Linked DNA regions of Homo sapiens: regions 2, 3, 4 and 5 are each linked to region 1. The links are chromatin loops, found by intact Hi-C in ENCODE. Cell type or tissue: dorsolateral prefrontal cortex. All regions are shown on one strand. Region 1 holds the start of ATP6V1B1-AS1 (ATP6V1B1 antisense RNA 1). Region 2 has its middle 26 kb from the start of LINC01143. Region 3 holds the start of FIGLA (folliculogenesis specific bHLH transcription factor). Region 4 has its middle 16 kb from the start of LINC01143. Region 5 overlaps ADD2 (adducin 2).

What was found. A loop is a pair of places that touch in the nucleus more often than their neighbours do. Peaks named below come from ENCODE experiments on the same cell type or tissue, not always from the same donor. Only the 100,000 strongest peaks of a DNase experiment are listed, where the experiment ranks them.
Region 2: a loop joins it to region 1, with 6 times the contacts of the local background. A loop is called at or near these places in 98 of 110 quality-filtered maps.
Region 3: it touches region 1 in a loop (4-fold over the local background); 61 of 110 quality-filtered maps call a loop at or near these places.
Region 4: a loop joins it to region 1, with 5 times the contacts of the local background. A loop is called at or near these places in 98 of 110 quality-filtered maps.
Region 5: it touches region 1 in a loop (3-fold over the local background); 21 of 110 quality-filtered maps call a loop at or near these places.

What each region holds. Positions count from the first base shown.
Region 1 is chr2:70,945,869-70,950,868 of GRCh38, forward strand. All of the region lies in intron 2 of ATP6V1B1 (ATPase H+ transporting V1 subunit B1), which reads left to right. ATP6V1B1-AS1 (ATP6V1B1 antisense RNA 1) reads right to left here and starts at 2,743. Exons shown (of 2, transcript NR_110274.1): 1 at 2,359-2,743. In dorsolateral prefrontal cortex, CTCF peaks have their summits at 1,151 (motif pointing left), 1,352, 2,782 (motif pointing left) and 2,985; DNase peaks (open chromatin) are centred at 1,153 and 2,763; H3K4me3 peaks cover 809 bases.
Region 2 is chr2:70,859,542-70,864,541 of GRCh38, forward strand. No RefSeq gene overlaps it. Among named protein-coding and RNA genes, the nearest start is that of LINC01143, 26 kb to the right of the region's middle. In dorsolateral prefrontal cortex, CTCF peaks have their summits at 2,471 (motif pointing right) and 2,674; a DNase peak (open chromatin) is centred at 2,480; H3K4me3 peaks cover 562 bases; H3K27me3 peaks cover 4,007 bases.
Region 3 is chr2:70,787,570-70,792,569 of GRCh38, forward strand. FIGLA (folliculogenesis specific bHLH transcription factor) reads right to left here and starts at 3,074. Exons shown (of 5, transcript NM_001004311.3): 1 at 2,839-3,074; 2 at 80-232. The coding sequence starts at 3,069. In dorsolateral prefrontal cortex, CTCF peaks have their summits at 2,239 (motif pointing right) and 2,440; a DNase peak (open chromatin) is centred at 2,242; H3K4me3 peaks cover 1,106 bases; H3K27me3 peaks cover 3,657 bases.
Region 4 is chr2:70,869,253-70,874,252 of GRCh38, forward strand. No RefSeq gene overlaps it. Among named protein-coding and RNA genes, the nearest start is that of LINC01143, 16 kb to the right of the region's middle. In dorsolateral prefrontal cortex, a CTCF peak has its summit at 2,431 (motif pointing right); a DNase peak (open chromatin) is centred at 2,459; H3K4me3 peaks cover 898 bases; H3K27me3 peaks cover 3,622 bases.
Region 5 is chr2:70,652,428-70,657,427 of GRCh38, forward strand. ADD2 (adducin 2) reads right to left here. Exons shown (of 16, transcript NM_001617.4): 16 at 4,357-5,000. Among named protein-coding and RNA genes, the nearest start is that of TGFA, 100 kb to the left of the region's middle. In dorsolateral prefrontal cortex, a CTCF peak has its summit at 2,974; no DNase peak of the experiment used is centred here; H3K27me3 peaks cover 484 bases.

The DNA of each region.
Region 1 (5,000 bases):
CTGACTCATCCCCAGGGTTGAGAGGTCACCTTCTCCTGGATGCCTCTCCCTCTTCTCTACTTTTTGTGGTTTTATTAGTGGCATCCACTGAGGTATTTGGTCAAGATCTGGCCATGTATCTCCTCCCTACCCTTCCCCACACACACCGTGCCCTGCTATTGGCCATGAACTGTGTTTTGTTCATCTTCAGCTCCAGAAGCCCAACACAGCATTTTTACTGAACACATAGGCTATAGTAGGTGCTCAGCATGTTTGCTCAAAGGAAAGGTGAGTACATTAATGAGATAAATGAATGAATAAATGTTAGCATGACTAGCTATGCACCTGTCAAAACCTGAGCCAACAATATTAAATAAATCAGACCCATTCTTTGCTAACAAACAGATTCTGAGTTCATACGGACATTACCACTTGACCCCCCAGTGTAAGGGACGCCCCAGGAGGAAGTGTGGCTGAGTAGTTAAGTGCAGCACACTGGGTTTGGATTTTAATCCCAGATCCATCCCACTCTTTTCTGCTAGCTACATGCCAACCCTAGATCAACAGCATTAGCACTGCCCAGGAACGTGTTAGAAATACAAATTCTTGGGCTCCACCTCAGACTGACAGAATCAGAAGCTCTGGGGGTAGGGCCCAGAAGTCTGTCCTCACAAGCCTTCCAGGTGAACTGATGCTCAAGTTAGAGAACCATCAATCTCGGATTGTAAATCCCAGTTTCCTCATCTATTAAATAATAATAGGATTATTGTGAGGTTCACATCAGACAAATGTAGTATTATTCTCCCTTGAGAATAGCCAGCAATGTTTCTGCCTGGAATGCAGAAATGCTAATAAGCCTGATTCAACAGTTGGTGCCACCTCCTGCCCCCTCTCCACCTCCACCACACTCTCCACCAGACCTGCCATTCTCCATGGGACCCAGTGTGGCATGGAGTCGGAACCTATACAGGTGTCCATTTTCTCCACTGTAAAATGAGGCCGATCTAGGAAACCAGAACTAGGTCCCCAGACCTGTGGTTTTGCGACTATCGGATGCATCTGTAGCTTTGGCAGAGAAAAATAATTGGGTGGTGGAGGCACCTCTCCCCATCCCTCTCCGTTGCCCCTACCCCTTTCCCTCTACCAGGATTTGGCAAATGCTACAATTCTGTTTCTACAGCGCCACCTTCTGCCCACATTGAATCACACAGGCAATTACTCTTCCTGCTTCCGTCCTCAAATGTAAGAACATTTGAGGGAAGAATTTTGTGTAGATCAGAGGTTCTTAGCCCAAGGAATTAGGCCCTTGAAATTGTGTGCAGACCTTTGAAGGTATGCATGAATGTGCCTGTGCATTTTTCTGGTAGGAGTTTCTACAGTTTCGTCTGATTTTTCAGGGTTCGTGACCCAGAAAAGTCTAACTCTCTGATTTGTATAAGTTGAACAAGCATCAGAATATCAGGGGTGCAGGGGGCTTGTTAACAGGCAGATTGCTAGGCCCCACCCCAGAGCTCTGATTCAGCATGCCTGGGGTAGGAGGCCCAAGAATGTACATTTCTATCAAGTTCCTAGGTGATGCTGCTGGTATGGGGACCACACGGAGAACCTCTGTTCTAGAGAATCTTCTGACTCCTGTAGTCTGTGATTCAAATTGGTCCCTGTTTGAGAATTGGAGTAAGCACTCACCTTAACCACCAGACTCCATCCCCAATGTCTGTGGCTGCTTTCAAAAGAGTCTGCATCAGCTCTGAAGACAATTTCCAAAGAGGAGCCTCCGCACTGCCCTGGCCATTGTCAGCAGGAGGGACCTTAGAGGCAGCATTCCTGTGCACAAATCCCGACAGGCTTGCTAAGAACTTCCAGTCCTCCGTGTGTAGACAGCAGCTCCCCTGTGCCTGGCCACTTGCTGGTTGAGAGCTCAGTTGAATCTCCAGCACGGGGTTACATTGCACTGAGTCATGCCCTCTTCCTGCAGCCCTCTTAGTAACCGACATCAACCGAGTTGATGGGATCAGGCCTGCTCAGTATGCGGCTGGGAAATAGGGCCCCTTAAGATACAAGCTCCTGGACTAGCTATCCCCCACGGGAATTCTCCCAGGTACCCACTGCCATAACTGGTCATGAGATCCCACCACCAACAACAATAACGACGAACATCCAGCACACACTTAGAGCCTGGGGCTCTTCCTAAAGGTTCCAGACACTACACCCTCCATGCCTGAGTGTGAAAACCTGATGGCCCTTCCCCAGATCTGACCACAATTTCTGCCATTTAAAGTTCATTTTCTCTGATTTTGTCCTTCAGGGACACAGAACGCACCACTCTCCTCTCCACTCTCCTCTCCTGCCACCCTCCCTCTCTCACCCACATAAACTCACATGAAAATGATCACTTTTTTTTTTTCTTTTTGAGACGGAGTCTTGCTCTGTCGCCAGGCTGAAGTGCAATGGCACGATCTCTGCTCACTGCATCCTTCTTCTCCCGGGTTCAAGCGATTTTCCTGCCTCAGCCTCCCGAGTAGCTAGGACTACAGAAAATGATCACTTTTAAATCACTCCACCGCCTGATTTCTTTGGGGCACACTCTGGCCTGTGTTCTGTACAGCAACTTTTCCCCTGAGGTTGAAACAGCCCTCCGTCACCTCCAGGGAGATGACAAATAATGAGGCAGGGCCCGTTTCGTATCGAAACACAGGTTATCAGAGTGGGAGAGGAAAACGAGCCGGGACGTGTGTTCCACGCGTTTCCCAGGCCCTCGCTGTCCGTGCTCCTGGGCTCCCTCTTGTGGTTGAGAACCCAAGACGCCTGGGTGTTCGGAGCTCCTCCCACCTCGGAGCCCTCCTCCCCGGCCGGCCTAGTGCTGAAGCCCCCACTCCGCAAGGCTGAGGGGTGGTTTGGGGAACCACAGGTCACCTTCCTGGCATCCTCTTCACAGGACAAGGGAGGACTCAAGGTAGCGCTCCCTTCCGTGTGATTGTCAGGGCTGCAAACCTAGTCTCAAGTTCGACCAGCAGGGGTTCCCTGGCGGAGTGGTCCCTACTTGGTCACACCTTGCTGGGGAATTGGACCCTCCGCCCCAACCCGCAAGCCCTTAAGGTCACTAGTTTGTGGCCAGTAGGTGATATAACGATAGTAATGATGATGATAATCACCAGCACTGTGCTGTAACATGTCCTAAAAATGTATTATATTTTAATTGCAAAAATAATACATGCTCCTTGTAACTTAGTGAAAAAGAGGAAAGACACGTAAAGTTAACTATCTGCCCCTAACCGCTTTATTCTCAGCCCCGAAAGACCCTGCTGAATACGCTCAAACACAGGCAAATATGTTAGAGGTTGACCTCGGGGTCAGTCCCTTGAGAGCCAAGGGACTGACAGTGGATCCACTGACAGTGTCAGCGGATACACATTTTACGCATTCTTTTGGATACTGGCATAGCAGGCGATAGTATGGATGTACTGTAACTTACTCAATAGTCCCATTATTGACAGACATTCGTATGTTCTCAGGTTTTGCCATTACAAATAGTACAATATTGTATCCCTTTTAAACGGACGCTTTTGTGGTTATAGGATAGATTCCCAGAAGTGGAATTGCTGGTTCAAGTACTTTTTTATTTCAAATTAGATATTGACAATTTGGGGCAAGATGGCTTGCCCAGAAGGGTTGTGGTAATTCACATTTCCACCAACCAGGTATGAGAGGACCCACTTCCCCACATCCTTGCTGGCCCTGAATATGTTCTCTCTGTAGTTTTACCTATCTAATAAATGAAAACTAGTACTGTCTCGCTTTTATTTACATTTCTCTGATAACTAGGAAAGTTGAGTGTCTGTCCATATGTTTACCATTTTGATTTTGCTTCCTTCTCCGTGAAATCTTCCTACCAAGCAAGTTGTGCATACGGGAGCTCCTTGTTTATTGCTCACAGGCTATCTTTTGCAACAATAAATGAAACAAAGATTTCATCTATTGTGTCTCTGCCATACAGAAGTTTGAAATACTCATATGATCAAATATTTTTTGTTTATACCTTCTGAATTTCTTGTCTTGCTTAAAGACATTGCTCATCTGTCTTTTAATTGGATTATTCAGAAAGATAGGAAAGAAGAAAAGCTCTTCCAGTATTTTTTAAAAATTGTTTTTACTTTATATTTAAATTTTTTTTACATGCCTGGAATGTATTTGGGTTTATGATGTGGTTATCTTCTAACTAGATATCCTCTTATGTTCTATATATTATTTCCCCTCTGAGAATTAATTAATATACAACATTTGTTCTATAATAGTCCTATAAAATCTGGGATCTCCTTCTGGACTTTTTTTCTTTCCTACTGATCCATTTGTCTACCTCATATCAATTTACTGCTTGACTTCAGTAGCTTTATAACAAGTTTTAATATCTGAAAAGGCAAGTCCTCTATCTCTGATCTTTTTCATAACTACTTTGGCTATTCTCAGACATTTATGTGAACTTTAAAATAATTTTATTAAATTTTAAAATAAACAATAATCCATTAGGGTTGGATCAAATTTATATACTTTTCAAAAGGATTAATGTTTTTATGCTAGTAACTAAGAACATTAAGACAATAATGTTCTTCATTGTTTAGGACTTGTTTTATGTTATTCCATAATTTTTTTTTGTACCTTTCTTGTTATATTTATTTCTAGCTATTTTATGAGTTTTGGCCCTATTGCAGATGGGATGGTTTTCTCCGTTGCCTCTTCTAACTGGTTACTACTAAAATAGAAAAAAAAGGAGGGGGGGAATGATTTTTAAATATTTATCTTATAAACAGCCAAATTATCTTATTCATTCTAAAACCTTCTTTCTAAACCAGAACCTCTTGAGTCTTTCTAAATGTATAATATAATCTGCAAATAAAGGGAATTATGTCTCTTTTTCCGTCAGTATACTTTTACTTTACTTTTTATTTTGAAACAATTTCAATTTTATAAAAATTTGCAAAGATAAAAATAGTAGTAGGAACATCCATGTCACCAACGGTTAATAT
Region 2 (5,000 bases), 86 kb before region 1:
ATAATGACCTTCTTTGTTTTTCTTTACACTTTTTGACTTAAAGCCTATTTTATCTGATATGAGTATAGTTACTCTTGCCCCTTTTTTTGCTTCCATTTGTATAAAATATCTTTTTCTAACTCTTCATTTCCAGTCTGTATGTTCCCTTATAGGTGAAGTGAGTTTCTTGTAGGCAGCACATAGTTGGGTCTTATTTTTTTAAAGCATGCAGCCATTTATGTCTTTTAATTGGGGATTTAGTCCATTTATATTCAATGTTATTTTGATAGGTAAGGACTTACTACTGGCATTTTTGTTACTTGCTTTCTGGTTATTTTGTAAGTCTTCTTTTTCTTTCTTCCTTTCTTGCTCTCTTCCTTCGTGGTTAAGTGATATGTCTGGTAGTATGTTTTTAATTCCTTGCTTTTTATTTTTAGTGTATCTATTACAGGTTTTTGCTTTGTGGTTACTGGGTAATTTATAAAGGAAAGAGGTTTAATTGACTTACAGTTCTACATGGCTGGGGAAGCCTCAGGAAACTTACAATCTTGGTGGAAGGCAAAGGAGAAGCAAGTGCCTTCTTCACAAGGTGGCAGGAAAGAGAGAGAGTGAAGAGTGACAGGTGCACTAAAATCTCAGCCTTCACCACTATACAATTCATCCTTGTAACCAAAAACCAGTTGTACTCCCAAAGCTATTGAAATTTAAAAATACTTTTTAAGAAAAGAGACTGGCATTTCTCCTGCTCCCTCTCTTGCCACATGACATGCCTGCTCCCCCTCCACCTTCCACCATGAGTAAAAGCTTCCTGAGGCTTCATCAGAAGCTGAGCAGATGCTCGTATAACCTGCAGAACTATATGCCTCTTTTCTTTATAAATTACCCAGTCTCAGGTATTCCTTTATAGCAATGAAAAATGGACCACTACAAGAAGGAAGCTGTCCACTCTAGAAAAGACCCATGGCTCATCTCAGCCAGCCCTGCCTATGAGCAAGGCACAGCACATCCTCCCAGGAGCAGAAAAGGCAGATGCCACAGGGGGAGTGTGGCATCTCCACTGGGCGGGATGTTACTGGGGTCTTCCAGCCCCACTGACTTCTCGCCCAGTGCTTCTTCCAGTGGAGCAGCATGGAGCAGGGATAAAGCTCACTGTCCAGGTGGCACCGCTTTGTGGAGCACTATGGCAGGACACAGTCACCTCTGGAGACTGGGACAGAGACAAGGAGAGAAGATACCTGATCTCAGCTCACCTTGATCCTCCATGCCGCTCTCCTCCTTACTTGCAAATCCTCCTCCTAAACCAGTCCCAGAGGCCAAGCCAGGAGATCACACCTATAAGGGTTCTGGCTTTGTGGTCATTGCCAGGTCTTTATGTCCATTACCTTTGAAGAAAATCTAAATCAGTTTCTAAAATTGAAATCAAACCACGTCTCTTCCCTGCTTAAGAGGTTTCCATAGCTTTCCTTCCTCCATGGGGAAAAGTAGACTGAAGAACCCCAAGAAAGCCTGGTAGCTGAGGCCATCAGTGGCTCCTGAACTCAGTCCGGTATTAGTGCAGTCACAGGCGATCAGCATGTTAATCAAACCCATCTATAAATGTTTATGTTCCTGACGCTCCATTTTAAAAGGCAGATAACATAGAATATATTTTAGAAGATGTGGAGCAGATGTTAGTAGCAGATGCTAGAGAAGCAGGAAAGTGCAGGGGTGAAGACCTGGGCTCTGAAACCAGACTGACTGAGTTGGAGTCTTCGTTTCCCAGTACTGCGTGGCGTTGGGCAAGTGTCCAGACCCTTTGCCTCGTTCCCTTATATATAAAATAGGGGATGAGATATCATCTAACTTATGGGATTGTTTTGAGGGTCAACAAGTTAATACCTGTTTTAGAATGCTTGTGAGAATGCCCGGCACTGGATAAGCGAATGTTGGGTATTATTAAATAACATAGCCGGGCATGGTGGCGCATGCCTGTAGTCCCAGCTACTCAGGAGGCTGAAGAGAGAGGATCGCTTGAACCCAGGAGTTCGAGTCCAGTCTGGGCAACCTAGTGAGACCCTACCTCAAACATATTTTTAAATAAATAATAATAAAAAAAATGTTTTCAACAACGGAGGCACACAGACTTGACTTCCCACACTGCATTTTGCTTGCCCCCGGCCCTAAACATACCCCTAAGCTGCGATCCACTGCCTCTTCCCTCACGAGCATAGACCCCTCCCCACCACTCCTTTGGTCATATTTTGGGAAAGAGTCCTTAAATTAAGTTCCCTTTAGCGCTGCTCTTATAGGACATGGACATCCACAAGCTTGATCTTTCTCCCTGCCTAATTCACACCCAGGCTCAGATATGGATCTGTCCTTCCCTTTAAACATCTGGTCATTAAGAAAAGTTCATGTCGAGAACGCCAGAGTCCACAAGAGTGCGGGATTCCTGAGATCCCTGCCGAAGCGGCTCCCTGGCATTACAATTCCGCCGGCGCTCTCTCCCTCAGTGACCTGTAGATGGCGCCATTGCCTCTGCCTGGGCACAGAAGGGCTCCTGCCGCTTGGAGTTCTGTTTTCACTATGCGTGTGAATCTGGTCCTCCTTAGGTATTTGTTGGACTGAATGATAGTTATAATGGAATCCTGGCCTTCCAGGAATCCCCGACCCCCTCAATGAATGTAGTAGTAATATTAGTCATCTCATTCCTACATTTCACTCCCTAGGCCAGGACCCCTGAGATTTCAGTAAAGGTATAAATTTGCTGAATTCTTTGAACCAAGCGCCAGGTGCTGGCTTCATGGAAGGCAGAAAATTGCTTGCCTTGTCCCCAATGAGCACACATGAGTAATCAGTCTTCGTCTTCCGGATGTAGCCAGGGTAGCAATGGCCTCGATCCCACCAGCTGGTGACTATTAAATATGCCAAGCCCTGACAGGTTCAGTCCTGAGAGTCCGGAACCTCTAGGAATGCCGGGGGTTCTTGTTACAAAGAGAGCCGAGAAACAGGAGTCAGGTGGCAGTGACACTCCATGCTTCCCCTACTCCACCAAAGCTGTTCTTGCCACAGTCACGGTGAACTGACCCTCCTGTTTACAAATTCAACTGGCATTTTCCTATCTGTTGATTTTTTTTTACCTCTTGGTGACATTCTTTCCCACTCACACTCCCTCACAAGGCCCCATTTCTTGGATACTTGTGGCCTCACGCACTCCTGGTCTTCTCCTGTTTGGAACCTCCAGGAGTTCCTTCTCTCTCACCTCTCCCCTAGATGCTGGACTTGCTGATAGGTCCGTTCTTATTCCTCTTCCCTGCTCTCCACACAGATTCTCCCTGGACAATCTCCTTCCTCCCCACCTCACTCCCCAATTCTCTTTCAGTCTAAACCAGTCCCCCAGACTTATGAATCCAGCTACCACTGGCCCTCTTTGCTTGCTTGCCACATGAACTCTTCAAAAACAATAAATCCATACCTGAACCCGGCCCCAGCACCTGACCACCACATCCCTATCCCCACCCCAGCCAACAAGTCTGACCCTGGTTCTGTGCTCCAGTCTCCCGAGCCAGACAGTCAAGTATCACCCTTGACTCCTGTGTTAGTTTTCTACGGTTGCTGTAACAAATTATCACAAACCAGGCGGCTTAAAACAACAGAGAGTGACCCTCTCATCGTTCGGAAGGCCAGAAGTCTGAAAAACTGTCAGCTGCATTGTGCTCCCTCCAAAATCTCCAGGGGAGAATCCTTCCTCACCTCTTCCAGCTTCAGGCATTCCCTGGCTCCTCCGTGTCTGATTCCAGCCTCTGCCCCCATCTTCACATGGCCATCTCTTCTGTCTCTATGCATCCTCTTCTAAGAAAGCTCTCCTTGGATTTAGAGCCCATCCTAAGCCAGTATGATCTCATCTTTATCTTTACCTCAATCATATCAGCTAAGATCCTATTTCCAAATAAGGTCTCATTCTGAGGTTCTGGGTGGACATGAATTTGGAGGGGATGCCATTCAACCCACTGTAATTCCTCCACTTCCCCGCCACAATCTAATTTAATGCATGCTACCTGGGTTTTTTGTTTGTTTGTTTGTTTGGGTTTTTTGTCTGTTTGTTTGCTTTTTGTTTTTTCAAGACAGAGTTTTTGCTCTTGTCGCCCAAGCTGAAGTGCAATGGCACGATCTCGGCTCACTGCAACCTCCACCTCCTTGGTTCAAGCAATTCTCTTGCCTCAGCTTCCTGAGTAACTGGGATTACAGGCACCTGCCACCACTCCTGGCTAATTTTTTGTATTTTTAGTAGAAACGGGGTTTCACCATATTGGTCACGCTGGTCTTGAATTCCTGACCTCAGGTGATCCACCCACCTTGGCCTCCCAAAGTGCTGGGATTATAGCCATGAGCCACCGCACCCAGCTGCTACCTGCGTTTTTGTTTTTCTATTCTTTCTTTCTTTTTTTTTTTTTGAGACAGAGTCTCCCTCTGTTGCCCAGGCTGGAGTGCAATGGCGGCATCTCAGCTCACTGCAACCTCCGCCTGCTGGGTCCAAGCGATTCTTGTGCATCAGCCTCCTGCGTAACTGGGATTACAGGCACCCACCACCACACCTGGCTAGTTTTTGTATTTTTAGTAGAGATGCAGTTTCACCATGTTGACCAGGCTGGTCTCAAACTCCTGACCTCAGGTGATCTGCCCATCTTGGCCTCCCAAAGTGCTGGGATTACAGGCATGAGCCACTGCGCCCAGCCACATGCTACCTGTTTAACATCTTTCCATCCACCTACTTCTCTCCATCCACATGGTCAAGCCACCAATTCCTGCTCCCTGGCACCTGGTCAGGTGTCCAGGCCCCAGCCTTGCCTTCCATCCACTCCTCACACAGCAGCCAGAGGAATTGTTTCAAAACAGATCTAACCCTGCTGCTCACCTCACAACCTGCAACACACACACACACACACACACACACACACACACACACACACACTCCCAGCGTCACTGGGAGAAAGCTCCAGCTCCCCAGCCAGCGCTCTGCAACACACCAGTCCCTCTGTAAG
Region 3 (5,000 bases), 160 kb before region 1:
TCACTTGGCACAGTGTCTCGTACATAGAAAAGGCCTAATAAATGGTGGCTATCATTATTCTAAAATCTTACACCTTTACCTTTGAGTCTTTGGCTCCTTCCAAAAGATCACTGAGAACCTGTATATATTCAGTCGCACCTTTAAGGATATCAACTTTGCTGGGCTTCCTGCTTTGGGGAAGAAATGGCACAAGTGCCTTCAATCTGGCAAAACCACGGTTGAGATTTTTTATCTAGAAAACAAAAAGGCACAGTAACACACAGAGAAGCCAATTTGTATAGACATCTCCCCAAGCTACAGAAGGGGGTTGTTTCCACTGCCTCCTTGTCTGAGTGGCAAATCTAAACAGGCATATGCCCCAAAGAGTCAGTGCTCCACCAGCAGTGCAGTTCATAGTAAAGGAAGAGGGAATGGCATAAACTTGGTACTATGGGCAGATGGGCTGCAAGGTGTGTTCATGTTCATGCTGAGCTCACTCCTCTTCTTTTGAGAGCATACCCGCTGTATCATAATGCGGAGGCAGTAGAGGAGTGGCTAAAATATGAATTAACTACACCCAGGTTTAAAATCCAGGTCTATCATTTACAAGAGTGTGTGGAATACTTCACATCACTAAGCCTGTTTGTTCATCTGCAAAATGGAAAATATCTTAAAGCTTTTTGGGGGGTGTGATTAAGTGATATAATGTACAAATAAGATACCTCACCCAAACCTGGCACATAGAAAGTCCTCAAGAAGTGGTATTGCTGGTGATGAATCAAATGTACAAATACTTGTCAACTCAAGCACTGAGCCATCAGCTCTTCAAACTCTTTCCCCACTGAGTTAATGATATAGAGGCAAGGGTGAGAATCCAGAGAGTTGGTGAGACTTCAAAGGCTCCTCATATTTTATTTTTCTCTCTTCTCCAGAGTCTAATCCCTGTCTCTGAAGGCCTATAATTCTGATGTTCATCCCCCTGGGAGATACAGGCCTTGGGAGAACTGGCTCCCACTATGCCACAAAGCCAATATATATTGAGTATATCCTACCCTGGAGCAAACCAGACAAGGGACATAGTTGGCCAATTCACAGGAGAATACAACAACCACTCAGTGTATAAAAAGAATTTAATAATCAAAGAACTACAAACTAAAACAGAAATTAGATACCATTTTTTATGTATCAAGGTGGTAACATTTTTGTTTTATCATACCCAGGATAAGGGATAGCTTGAAAAAGAGAACAGTCCTAGACCTGTAAGAAGGGATAAAAATTAGTAAACCTATCTAGAAAGCAATTGGGTAACTTGTATCAAAAGCCATTCCATTGTATATGCCTTAAGTCTCAGTAATTTCACTTGTAGCATTTTATTCTAAGGAAATTATCAGACACGCACATAGAGTTACACCGATAGGTACCGGTAAAAAGCTACAAACAGCAAACATGCCTAACAATAAGAGACTGAATACATTATGGTCCATTTTTGGACAGACTATGCAGTCAAAAACTATTCTTTGAAAGAATACTTAAGAATATAAGAAAATGCTTTTGATAATGTTAAGTGGAAAAAATTACACAAATATGTACTGAATATTTTGTAAAAATTATATATATATATATATGAATACACAAAACTAGAAAAAGACTGGGTGGATATACACAAAAATGTTCACAGTAGTTATATCTGTGTTGTGTCTCTTAACTTCTTCACTCATTTCTGTCTTTTCCAAGTGTGTTAACCTTATCATTATAAAGAATAATAAAGCTTATTCGTGTTTTAGTGGATAAAACCAGGACTGATTCTCTGGAGAAGACAATTCCTTCCTGGTGGGAAGGACCACTTAAACTATTAGATCATAATCTCTTTGTAGGGCCACCGAATCAGATCACAGGGTTCTGTCCATCAAGAGTCTAGTACTGGTAAAAGAGGAGACTTAAAGAAGTCTCCTACTCTCCTGTCGTCCTTTCTGCGCTTGCCCTCTCCCTGCAAAGCTCCTACTTGATTCACTGGGACATTTCTGAAAGGCCTAGGAACAGCCCCGGGCGGTACTTCTCTCCCCAGTCCCAGTCCTGAACGTGCGCTCTGCTCCCTCTTCTACCCCTCACCCTTCTCTCTCCTGGATTCGCCTCTGCTGCAACCAAACCCGTAGACTGCAAACGCTAGGAAGGAGACCATGTCTCCCAAGTTTGGGGCTGAGTTTCGTTAGATAGTAAAATCTACCAGCAGGTGCCGCTCCAACCACGGCCCACAGGACCCTTCCCGTTTGCGAGTTGCTGCGGCTCGACTGGGAAACACTCACTTTATCTTGACAGAGTTGAGTGGGAGTCTTGGGTGCACACTGGGACGTCGTGTTTCGTTACTTTAAAAAAGAAAAGTCACTTCCGTCAGGCCCCCCTTTCTCCTCACCCTCGTGTGTGCTTCGAGGCCGAGATGCAGAGAGCAAGAAAAAGGAGCGAAGGGGATCCCTGCGCGTCCCAAGCACCCACCAGCGCCTACGGTGTGAGATGAAGGCGCACCCCCTGGGCGCGAAGCTTTTAAAGCACCTGCCCAGGGAGACATTTTTGAAGTTGTCAGGGCCCCTCCTCTGTCCCCTCCCAGACCCGGGTCCTGCACAAATCCTGGAGGGTTAGCGGGCGAGGCGGCCACCGCAGCGGCCGCCAACGAGCAGCTGCACGGAGGTGCAGAAGAAGGAGGCCACTGCCATTCTCCTGACAAGCTGGGGGCGTGGGAGGCCTCGGGAGCTCGAAGTCGCCTCGAGCGGGGGTGGGCGGTGAGCGGACCCCCGGGTGTTGACCAGGTGTTTGGTGGTAGAGCAGGGAAGGGGGGAACGGACGTCGACCCTAGGGATCCCTCACCCGCTCACGCTCCTTGGCGTTGGCCACACGCCGCCGCTCCAGCACCAACTGGAGGTTTTCAGTGGACGAGTAGCCGCCCGAGGGCAGCCGCTTGAGCCGGCAGACAGCGGCCAGCTGGGGCAGCGGCCCGAACTGCTCCCGCAACACGTCCTCCAGCACCTCGGCTTGCGGGGTGCCCAGGAGCGCGGGCGGCGCGGCGCGGGGATCTAGGACGCCGGGCGCGGGGTCCATGGCAGGGCCGAGGCCGCTGAGGCCGGGCTTTCACCTGCGCACCCGGGGCCGCACGAGGCCCGGGCGGGGGCGGGGCGGGGGCGGGAGCTGGACCACCTGCAACCATTCCCCGGCTGCGTATTCCAATCCCGGCCTCCTCTCTGGAGGCTGCGTCCAGGCATCGCGTTGAATAAGCCGCACAGGTGTGACTCGGGAGCGCTGGAGCGCAGCCCCGGCTGCACACCTGGAACCGCCGGGAGCGTGGTAGTGGTGTTTTTCTCAATCCACATGCCACGGTTCCAGTCCCCCAAATTCCCATTTAATCAATCTGTCTTGGGGCCTGAGCTTCTGGCTATGTGTATACAGAAAAATGTGATGGATATCCACAAAACTTTTTTAAGAATTCGTTTTGAAATAAAAGTTGCGGGGAAAATGGCAAGAAGAGTTTCTAAGAGCTCCTGTACCCCCTTCGCCACGCTCTCTACTTGCTAAGTTTTCACGTTTGCTCCGTTGCCCTCTTTCTCGCTGTGAATATTCTCATTTTCATTATTCTTTTTCCATTCTATTTGAACTATTTTCTTTTTTCGCGAGTGGGGGGATACATCGCTTTATTCATTTTCCCCCTTTTCCACACAGACCTTTATTGTCAACACAGCCAAACACAGTTGTTACTTCAGAAAATGTGCTGGAAAATAGCGATCCCAAACTTGTTTAATAGTAGAGTACAATTTAGTACTCTAGAAATAATTAACTACATCTTCTGTTTTGAGTAGATTACTCATGAGAGTTTGTTTCTCTGGAGGTTATCAATATAACTGGAACATTCTGATCTTGCACCTGAAAATCAGACATGTTTCTGGAAGCCCTCTGTAAAATCATTCCTTCCAAGCATAGAAATACATTTTTTTTTCTTTGGTCTGAGAAAATATTTTTTCTACGCTTTTGTTTCAGGTTCAGGGGTATATGTGCAGGTTTGTTAAGTGGGTAAATTGTGTGTTGCTGAGGTTTGGTGTACGAATGATCCCGTGGCGTAAGTAGTGAGCCTAGTACCCAATAGGTATCCTTCCAACCCACGCCCCCCTCTTACTTCCCCCTCAAGCAGACCCCAGTGTCTATTGTTTCCATCTTTGTGTCCCTGTGTATTCAATGTTTAGCTCACACTTATAAAGTGAGAACAGGCAATGTTTGGTTTTCTGTTTCTGTGTTAGTTCCCTTACAATAATGACGTCTAGCTGCATCCATTGATCTATTCTTTTTTTAAAGTTTTTAAGTTGCAGACATGCTGTCATATCACCTCTAAATACTCCAGTGGGTATTCCCCCTAAACAAGGCCTCTCTTCCACATAACCGCAACACAACCACTCAAACTAGGAAGTAAGCATTGGTACTGTGCTACCATACAATCCATGGACCCCATCAAAGTACCACCAGCTGTCTCAACAATGTCTTTTTCTCTTCTGGTTGGAATCCAATCCAGGAGTACAAGTTTTATTCTGTTGTCATATTTCTACTCTCCTTCATTCTGGACCATTTCCTCCATCTTGTCCTGTCTTCATGCCCTTGACAGTTTAAAAGAGTAGGGGCCTTTCATTCTGTAGTATGTCCCTCGACCTGGGGTTGTCCACTATTTGCTCATGTCCAGACCCCAGCCATGCCTTCATGGAGGGGCTCCATATAAATGATGCTGGGCTCTTCTCAGTGCATCACATCAGGAAGTACATGAGGTTGATCTGCCCCACCACTGGTGATGTTAACCTTAATCGCCTGGTCAAGGTGGTGGTGTCAGGTTTTTTCACCATAAATTGATAAATATTTTGTGGGCCAGGCACGGTGGCTCATGCCTGTAATCCCAGCACTTTGGGAGGCTGAGGCGGGCGGATCACGAGGTCAGGAGATTGAGACCATCCTGGCTAACATGGTGAAACCCTGTCTCTATTAAAAAATATTAAAAA
Region 4 (5,000 bases), 77 kb before region 1:
CAACCTCCAAAACTGTGAGCAATGAATTTCTACTGTTTATAAATTACCCAGTTCATGGGTTTGTGTTTTTGTTTGTTTTGTTTTGTTTTTTGAAATGGAGTCTCTGTCTGTCTCCCAGGCTGGAGTGCAATGACATGATCTCGGCTCACTACAACCTCTGCCTCCCAGGTTCAAACAATCCCCCTGCCTCAGCCTCCCTAGTAGCTGGGATTACAGACACGTGCCACCACGCCCAGCTAATTTTTTTTTTTTTTTTTTTGTATTTTTAGTAGAGATGGGGTTTGCCATCTCTGTTGGCCAGGCTGGTCTCAAACTCCTGACCTCAAGTGATCTGCCCACCTCGGCCTCCCAAAGTGCTGGGATTACAGGCGTGAGCCACCACGCTTGGCCCCATAGTTCATGGTATTTTTGTTACAACAGTCTGAATGGACTTAAGGCAGTACCCCATGGGTACCTGCCCAAACCTTCTGGGCCATTTTCACAGGCTGAGGGAGCACCCAATGGGTATCCTAAAGCAAAAAGGTTAGGGCAGGGCAAGCCACAATTAAAATAATAGCCTGCCCAAAGTTAAACTGCCACCTCCACTTCTTTGCAGCTTTTAAATGACAGGGTTGCTCCAGGGAGTAGTTCCAGCTACATTTCAGAAATCACAGGATTTTGCTCTTGGCTTCAGCGGGAATGATGCTGGTATTTCTCCAGTAAGCTCCAGGAAGATCTCCACGTACATGGAACCCTCTCTTAAGCAATTTAAGTGAACTGCTGTGTGCGTAAAGAGGGTGGCCTATGTGGCTGTGTGTGCATTTGTTTGTGCATACACAGGACGCCCCTGGAAGGTTACACAAGAAACTAACACTATTGAGTGCCTTTGAGGAGGGTACCTGGGTGACTGGGGACTGGAGTAGGGAATGAAGCTGTTCCATTGTTTTATAGCTCTTGATTTTTTAAAATTTAATTAATTAATTAATTAATTTATTTTTGAGACAGGGTTTCACTTTGGCATACAGGTTGGAGTGCAGTGGTATGAACATGGCTCACTGCAGCCACCTCAACCTCCCAGGCTCAAGCGATCCTCCCACTTCAACCTCCCAAGCAGCTGGGACTACAGGCATGCACCACCATACCCAGATATCTTTGTATTTTTTGTAGAGACAAGGTTTTGCCATGTTGCCCAGGCTGGTCTCTAACTCCAGAGCTCCGCCAATGCACCAGCCTCGGCCTCCCAAAGTGCTGGGATTACAGGTGTGAGCCACCATTCCTGGCCCTTGGAGTCCTTTTGATAAGAACACTAATCCCATTCATGACAGCTGTATGCTTATGACCTAATCACCTCCCAAAGTTCCCAACTCCTAATACCATCACATTGGTGATTAGGATTCAACACATTACTGTGGGGGGACATAAACATTCAGATCATAGCAGGATGAGAGCAGCTCCCTCTCACCTCCCACTCTGGGACTGTGCTTCTGGAGAAGAGTTGGCTGGGGATGCCCTTCACATGGGACAGAGAGTGGATTGGGAAGGAACTGTCATCCTCCTGAGCATTAGGGACCTCCTTCCCCAACATATTTGATATTCCTGTTGTCATGTTTTATCTGTTCAGGTAAAGCTAATGATTGTCCTCTTACAATGGCAAACAACAAAGAAGAAATATCACCCCATATCTCCAAGGGCCTAATCTCTGGCAGCCTGCCAAGATGTAGGATTGGAAGCTGAGGAAAAGGGGGCGTGCATCCTGGAACAGAGCAGATGCAGATACACAGAGTTGAGCTGTTCTCCGACTCTTCTGTTCCCAGGGCCTCCTCCTAGAGAAAGCCCAACTCCTGTGGATTATACCAAGCCTTGCTCAAGTGCAAGCTCTCCCTGGCTCCTGATCCTCCTGGTGCCAGGCTCGCCCTTTACAGCCACAGTTATTTTCGAATGCATCACCCGTATAATCTTCCTATGTCTATCTCCCCTACAGACACTCAAAATGGCCTCTAGTCACTAAGAGGAAGAGGACAGTGACTGACGTCTGGCCACAGGGGTACCCTGGGGTGGGAGCTGCCGTTGTTCACTACAGCAAGGTGGATGTTTTCATTATCATTGTACCCCCAGTACTCAGGGAGTATTCCGGGAGCATAAAGGACTCCTCTTGGGTTTCCCATCCTAATGGGGCTGTCCGTCCTGCCCCTTCCCTTATGGACCAGGATTAGGGAGCGTGGACTGCTGCACTGGGCACGAACAGGTGTAACCAGAGAAATTAGACACGCGGCCAGCTTCCCGGGCCTGGCCTCGTTGGAGACATCCCCCACTCTCCCTCCTTTTCCCACCCCCATCCACCCATTTCTGGACCCTAGGGAGCCATAGCCCACCACCCGGGGTGCCTGCGCAAGGAAGTCGGCGAAGAGCGAAACCCCTCGGTGCTGTAAGTTTGCGACCAGCAGAGGGCAGCACAAGGCCGCTTCCCTGGAGGTGGCCGGCAGGACAGCTGCAGCACTACTGGAGGCGGGCGGGCACCGACTGGCGGCGGCCAGGGTAGGAGAGCCCTGTCAGTGTGAAATTAGCCTGAAGACTGGGGCGTGGTATTAGTGCGTACGCCAGGGGCACGTCCCGGTCCCTGACACCCAGGACACTGTCGTTACCGCCGCCTTCCTCCATCAGTGTGGTACCAAGGGCCGTGTGGTGCAGTGATGGGGGCACAGGCTCTGCCATGAGGCTGAAAGGATGTTTCCACTCCACCGTTTACTGTGTGGCGTTGGGAAAGTTACCTGACCTGTCTGAGCCTCAGCTTCCCCATCTATTACATGGGGTAATACGGCCCACCTCACTGGGTCGTTAGGGAGCTCATAGGCACACCGGTAAGTGCTTAATATTCACCTTCATCAGCACTTTTCTTATTGCGTCATAATTGCCCAACTGTGTATCTCTCCTTGTACAGGTTTCCTTAGCACTTGTGGGAGATTATGTTTGGGATCTATATCCAGGAGTGGAATTTCTGGGTCACATGGCATGAAAAAGTTCCCAGATGCCTGAGCTGCCTGGTCCTCAGGAAAAGGAGGGTGGGGCAGGGGGGTGTCTCCAATCTCAAAATACCTGTCAGGCATTTTGGGATTACAGTGCCCAGCCCCGTCCCTCATCAAAGTAACTGCTCCGTGAGCTGTTGTGAAGCCAAGCTGAGTGGGAATGAGGTTGCCACAGCTCTACACTGGGCGCTACACAGCCCCTGGCTGACCTCAGACCCTGTCCAGATCTCCTCAAACTCCAGCCCCTTGGAGCCCCCTGGTGTTGGGAACAAGACCCCCCAAATCTGGCCATAAACTGGCCCCAAAACTGGCCATAAACAAAATCTCTGCAGCACTGTGACATGTTCATCATGGCCATAATGCCCACACTGGAAGGTTGTGGGTTTACTGGAATGAGGGCAAGGAACACCTGACCCACCCAAGGCAGAAAACCGCTTAAAGGCATTCTTAAGCCACAAACAATAGCATGAGCAATAACTGCTGCAGTTAACTAGCCCAACCTATCCTTTAATTCGGCCCATCCCTTTGTTTCCCATAAGGGATACTTTTAGTTAATTTAATATCCTATAGAAACAATGCTAATGACTGGCTTGCTGTTAATAAATATGTGGGTAAATCTCTGTTTGGGGCTCTCAGCTCTGAAGGCTGTGAGACCCCTGATTTCCCACTTCACACCTCTATATTTCTGTGTGTGTGTGTGTCTTTAATTCCTCTAGAGCCACTGGGTTAGGGTCTCCCCAGACGAGCTGGTCTCGGCACCTGGGTAGCCCAAACTTCTCTTGCTGTGTGAAAGGAAGGGCTGTTCCCTCCCCAAGCCCACAGTGGTCCTCACCCACCTTGGGGGTTTGGGCCACCTGAGAGTGCCTGCCCAGGGCCTGGGTCTCCATGAACTTCTGTGTCTCTGTCTCTGTAGGTGCTTGTTTCTGTGACTGAGGTTGGGGATTCCTAAAAAAGAAATAAGACCCCCCCATCTCTTTCTGGCTTCTTTTTTATTTCTTAGAGACAAGGTCTCTCTCTCTGCCACCTAGGGTGGAGTGCAGTGGCACAATCATAGCTCACTGGAGCCTCAAACTCCTAGGCTCAAGTGATCCTCCCACCTAAGCCTCTCAAGTAGCTGGGACTACAGATGCACATCACCACACCTGCTAATTTTTTTAAGTTTTTTGTGCAGATGGGGTTTCACTGTGTTGCCCAGGCTGTTCTCAAACTCCTGGCCTCAAGCCATCCTCCTGCCTTGGTCGGTCAAAGCACTGGGATTATAGGCATGAGCCACCTCATATGGCCTTCTGTCTCCTTCTTTAACAGCCAGCAGTTGGTGCATATAATTAGTCCTCAATTCTTCCTCAAAGAAAACAAGTTTGAAGCTCAGCCCAGTTGCCCCAGCCTGCACCCAAAGAAAATGTTACTTTTCTTCTCACTGCACAGCCCCACATAGGCTCGGCCAAAGGGGAACAGGATGGAGTCTCCCCAGGGAGTGTGGGCTGCCTCCCTGAGGGAGTGCTGGAAAGAGAGACATGTCCTCTTCGGTAGGAGATAGCTGGTGAGAGAGCGATCCTGGGAACCGTCCCCTGGATAGTTCTGTGCAGCTGACCTGAGGCCAGGGAGCCCTAGCACTGTCTTCTCCCTCATGGCCCAGAGACAGGGAAAAAAATCTGTAAGAATTAGCTCAGGGTAATTTTTTCAGTCCCCATTTACCTTCTGAGCCAGGTAACCTTATGCAATGCACAACGTGCCCAACTGTATATGGCAGAAACTTACATCCTCGCGCTTCCATAGGAAGTAAGATCTCAGACTGTAAAGAAGACTGCGACCAGGCAGGTGTCCACTTGTCCACCCTTGCTCTCTGGGGCCATCAGGGGAAGGTGGTGGTCAATGTTCCTGTGAAAAAATACTGCTTACTCCTGTCAGTGGACCCACAATTCCCTTGTTGCTCCTTCCAGAGCAGCTGCTTCTGGGCCTGATGGTGTCTACAGAGCAGTTTCAGGAAACCTGTGTCCT
Region 5 (5,000 bases), 290 kb before region 1:
GAATCATGAAGTTTTTCAGTCAGCCTGGAAGGGACAGACACTATTCCTGACCCCACGTTGGTACTGGGCAGTGTTACTTCTAAGGCTTTGGGTAGGCTGTTTTGTTTTGTTTTGGTTTTAAGTCTTGGGTAGTTTCCTCACATACATATACTGATTGGTATGCATCTGAATACTCAGAGGGGCACATCTGCATCTATGTACAGTCTCTCCCTTCTGCTACCCTATCCTGCAAACTCTAGCTAGCTTCTTCTCCCAGGACTCTCAGCTCCATCTGCTTAACTGAGTTTGCCCGGATTCACCTTTCCTGTGCCATGGCCTAGAAATTCTATTAAGGCAGTAAGCTGGGACAATCATAGATAGGGGTCACTTCCTGGATTTCTCAACTCTCCGGCATCATTGTTCTTTACTGCTGGATGTGAAGTGGTTTGAAGACCATTGTTTCATATATTTTATTCATTTTTTGGTTATTGTAGGCAGGATGGTAAATTTAGTCTATTACTCCATCTTAGCTGAATTCCTATTCTTATTTTTCTCTTTAGTGATTTGGAAGATATAGAGCCTTTTAATAAGGATTATCTTTTAAATTCTTATAAACCATCTCTAAGTTCACAATTGGCTGTGGACTGAATGTTTACGCCTTCCCAAATTCATATGTTGAAATCCTAATCCCCAATGTGATTGTATTAGGAGGTGGGACCTCCTAATTTTGGAGGAAGTTAAATTATGAGCGTGGAGCCCTCATGAATCGGATTAGTGTCTTACAAAAGATGGTGAGAACTCTCTCACTATCTTTCCACTATGTGGAGATACAAGGAGAAACCGGTAATCTACAGCCTGGAAAATGGCCCTCACCAGAACCCAACCACGCTGACATCCTGATCTTGGACTTTGAGTCTCCAGAACTGTAAAAAATAAATGTTTGGTGTCTGACCCACCCCATCCCTGGCCATTTGTTATAGCAGCCTGAACTAATACAACAATTTTATATGTAATTGAGCCAATATTCTTCCAACAATTTAAAAAATAATCTATTAAATCTCTTTTGCCAATAATGAGAAACTTAGCATGTTTAACTCCCTGCTGCTCCAAATTATTATTTATTATATATATATATCCTAATAACTACTTTTAAACATTTGCATTGAGTTGGTTAAATTAATGAAAAATTAGACTTAGCAATACATTTATGTGGTTTCATTGCTTGCTACCTTATTCTAGTCAAATGCCTTTCTCCTTCTTGAGTTATTCACTTATATACATTTTCCAATCCACTGGACACGATTGTCTAATTTTTTTCAAGGGATGGGCTCGGGATCCTTCCATGTTTAGACACGTCTTTATGTTCTCATCTATGATAAATAACATTCAACCTGCTATTGATGGCTTATGCCTTGTGTTTACATATGGCAGTGTTTTTCATCACTAAAAAAAAATGTTTCTTGACTTAAAGTGCTCCCTTTTCATAACTGGCTGATCTTTTCGGTAAATGGTATATTAATAGAGATTTCCTGAACCATTCTCCTGCTTCTTGCAGTAACTCAGTGGCATTGAGGACAATGTGTTCTAGTTTCCCAGCTTGGTCTTCTTTTAAGCTACTAAATTGTGACGTGATTTTTCTCCATGCTTACTCTTAACACAGTGAGATCTCTATCCAGATTAGAGTTCGCTCCTGTCAGAGATGTGCATCCCCCTTGTGCAAAGGCACAAATGAAGAGAAAAGGAACATTTTCTATTTCTTATGGTTACATTTTGCCAGATTTGAGATCTAGTTATCTGGGTGGCAGTGGTGGAATCCACAATAACTTGGCTGAAAGTTTCTTTTTTTCATATTTATCCAGGTAGCCAGGATTAGGGGGGCCACGGTGCCCTTCCTTGATCCTATCTGGATTCTGGTGCTTCACATCCCTGACTCTTCCTCACTTCCTCGTTACTTAGATCTTGCAAATAGGGTCCTGGCAGTGTGAACCCCAGCACTTTCCTCATTGTTCTTGAAACCAGGAGGGGCCTCCACCACATTTTCCTGACGATCTCTCTGCCACCCTCACTGCTCCCTCTGAGTAGGAGCTATCTCAGCTGTAGGTCCTTCCCACTTCTTCTCCAGCCTGACTTTCCTTTCACATGTAGTGAATTGTGGGTTTCACTTCCTGCAGTTTCAGTTACCTATGGCCAACCAGGGTCCAAGAAAATTAAATGGAAAATTCCAGAAATAAACAATTCATAAGCTTTTGTTGTTGTTGTTTTTGAAATGGAGTCTTATTCTGTCACCCAGGCTGGAGTGCAGTGGTGCAATCTCAGCTCACTGCAACCTCTGCCTTCCAGGTTCAAGCAATTCTTCTGCCTCAGCCTCCCAAGTAACCTCCTGAGACTACAGGCGCCCGCCACCACACCTGTCTAATTTTTGTACTTTTAGTAGCGATGGGGTTTCACCATTTCGGTCAGGCTGGTCTCGAACTCCTGACCTCAGGTGATCCACTCGCCTCGGCCTCCCAAAGTGCTGGGATTACAGGGGTGAGCCACCGTGCCTTAAATTGCGTGTTTGTTCTGAGTAGTGTGCTGCAATATCTCATCATCCCATTTGTTCAGTGCTATCTACCTGGGAGCACAAATAACCCTTTGTCAGTGTATTCACGCTGTCTACACTACCTGCCCACTAGTCACTCAGTAGCCGTCTTGATTATCAGATTGGCTGTAACAGTATCACCATGCGTGTGTTCAAGTAATGCTTATTGTACTTTTATTACAGCACATTGTTATAATAGTTCTAATTTATTATTGTGAATCTCTTACTGCTCCTAATTTATAAACTTTCTCAGAGGTATATATGTATAGGAAAAATCATAGTGTGTCTAGGGGTCAGTGCTATTTAAGGTTTCAGGCACCCATGGGGGGGTCTTGGAAAGTATCCCCAGCAGATAAGGGGGTACTGCTGTATATGCGCTGGAGAAATTTCTTAATATCTCTGGCAGATAGAGGGCACTCTGCTCCTACATTAGTTTCCCTTTAGTCATAGTGCAAACTTAGGAAGAGTTCAACTTGTGGGTTTGCGTGACAATCTTTTTTTTTTTTTTTTTGAGACAGAGTTTCGCTCTTGTTGCCCAGGCTGGAGTGCAATGGCACGATCTTGGCTCACCGCAACCTCCGCCTCTTGGGTTCAAGCAATTCTCCTGCCTCAGCCTCCCAAGTAGCTGGGATTACAGGCACCCGCCACCACGCCCGGCAAATTTTGTGTTATAAGTAGAGACGGGGTTTCTCCATGTTGGTCAGGCTGGTCTCAGCATGATAATCTTAAACTGTAGCAAGCTTTATAAAGTGGTGTCAGCAGATTGACTATTGTCCTTGACCTGATCGATGTACACAGCTGTGAGAGCACACAGAAGTCATATTCCTTACAGGTGGATTCCTGGGTGACTGCAGCAAGGGAGAAACTGATGGCTTTGGGGCACCCGAGGGGCTGGGTTCCTTGTTTCCAAGTTTACAGGAGCTGTGGAAACTTCAGGATACCTGGATGCAAGAGGAGGAAGAGGGGCTCTACCCTTGGATACAGGCAGTCTGTGGAAAGCAGACGTGCCCATAACAGTGGGCCTGAGAGTAATGACGGGGACTGCTCTTGTGCTCAGGGCACCCGGCAGTGAGCAGCAGTGGAAAGAGCCAGGGCTTGGTTACCTACAAGACCTTAGCTGAACTTGGGCTTTACCACATATTAACCTGTGGCCCAAGAAAAGTCTCCTTACTTCATCTGTAAAGTAAGTAGTAATAACAGAATCACCCTCTGGGTTTTATGGGGGCTCAGTGGGTGCGATGCATGAGATACTTAAACAACACCTGCCACATATGTGTGGATACTCAAGGAATACTGAGCTTCCACAGTAGTTTTTGAATAAAGAGGAGCCAAAGGCTCTCTTTCCTCTTTTCTCTCTTCCTTTTTCCCCACCTAGTCTCTCCATTCTCCTTTCACCCCTTGGGGTGACTTCTTAGCCCTCTCCAAGATTCTCACTCTGGCCTGACACCCTCTTCCATTCCAGCCTATAGATCTGCCGCTGCTGCTGCCCTGCAGGGCCGTCCACATGTGTGTTTGTGCAATGCTCCTCCCCTATCCCAACCCACCTAAACTGAGCTTCCTCCACAGAGCTGTTTCAAATCCACATGGCCATTTCCTTTTCAGGAGAGTCTAGTATTTTATAACCGCCCTTCCCAAATCAGAACACAAGTAGACACATGTTCAGCTTTCCGTGTGTGAGAAATGGCCTCAAGGGTACAATTTTCTTGCGTGGTCCATGTTTCCACAGGGCCCCCTTTCTGACTTCTCCCCTGGGAGCCAGGAGAGCTGAGGAGCCGACAGAGATGGGGCACACACACTGGGAAGCCAAGCACGTTAGATTTACTAGGGTCATGTCTGCAGGTGAGGTAACAGCACACACATACAGAAATTCACGGGCAGAGATGCCACCGCAGCATCACCGTCAGACACCAAAGCAGCAGGAGGGCTCAGGAAGTGGCTTTGGAAAGTTCTCGTGAAAATCAAAGGGCAGCTTTGGTGCTCAGAGATTCAAACAGAAAACTATACAAAACCAACCCATAAATATATATATATATATAATATGTGTATATATATAAAATTGCAAAATAAAAGCCCAAGAAACTAACCACCGATCTGCACGTCAGTGGCTCAAAAAGTGTTAGCATAGAGAAAGGCAAAACCATCTGTGGGGGTGATGCATACTCAAGGGGGCCGGCATTTCAGTAGCAGAAAGAGTATTTACATGGAACCCCTATTTGAAACCTCACAATACTAGGAAAAGCTAAACACAGACAATGTATGTACAAGGGAAGACAGTAAGTACTCTTGCGTGACGATTGTCAGACACAGACATTTCACTGAAACCATCCATAGCTTTAGAGAACACTGCATTCTATCTAGACTGGGTTCCTGCTTGCCTGCACCCCAGCCAGGCGATCTCAGGCTCTGGACCGTATGTTCTCCCCCACCTGGCCTCTTCCCG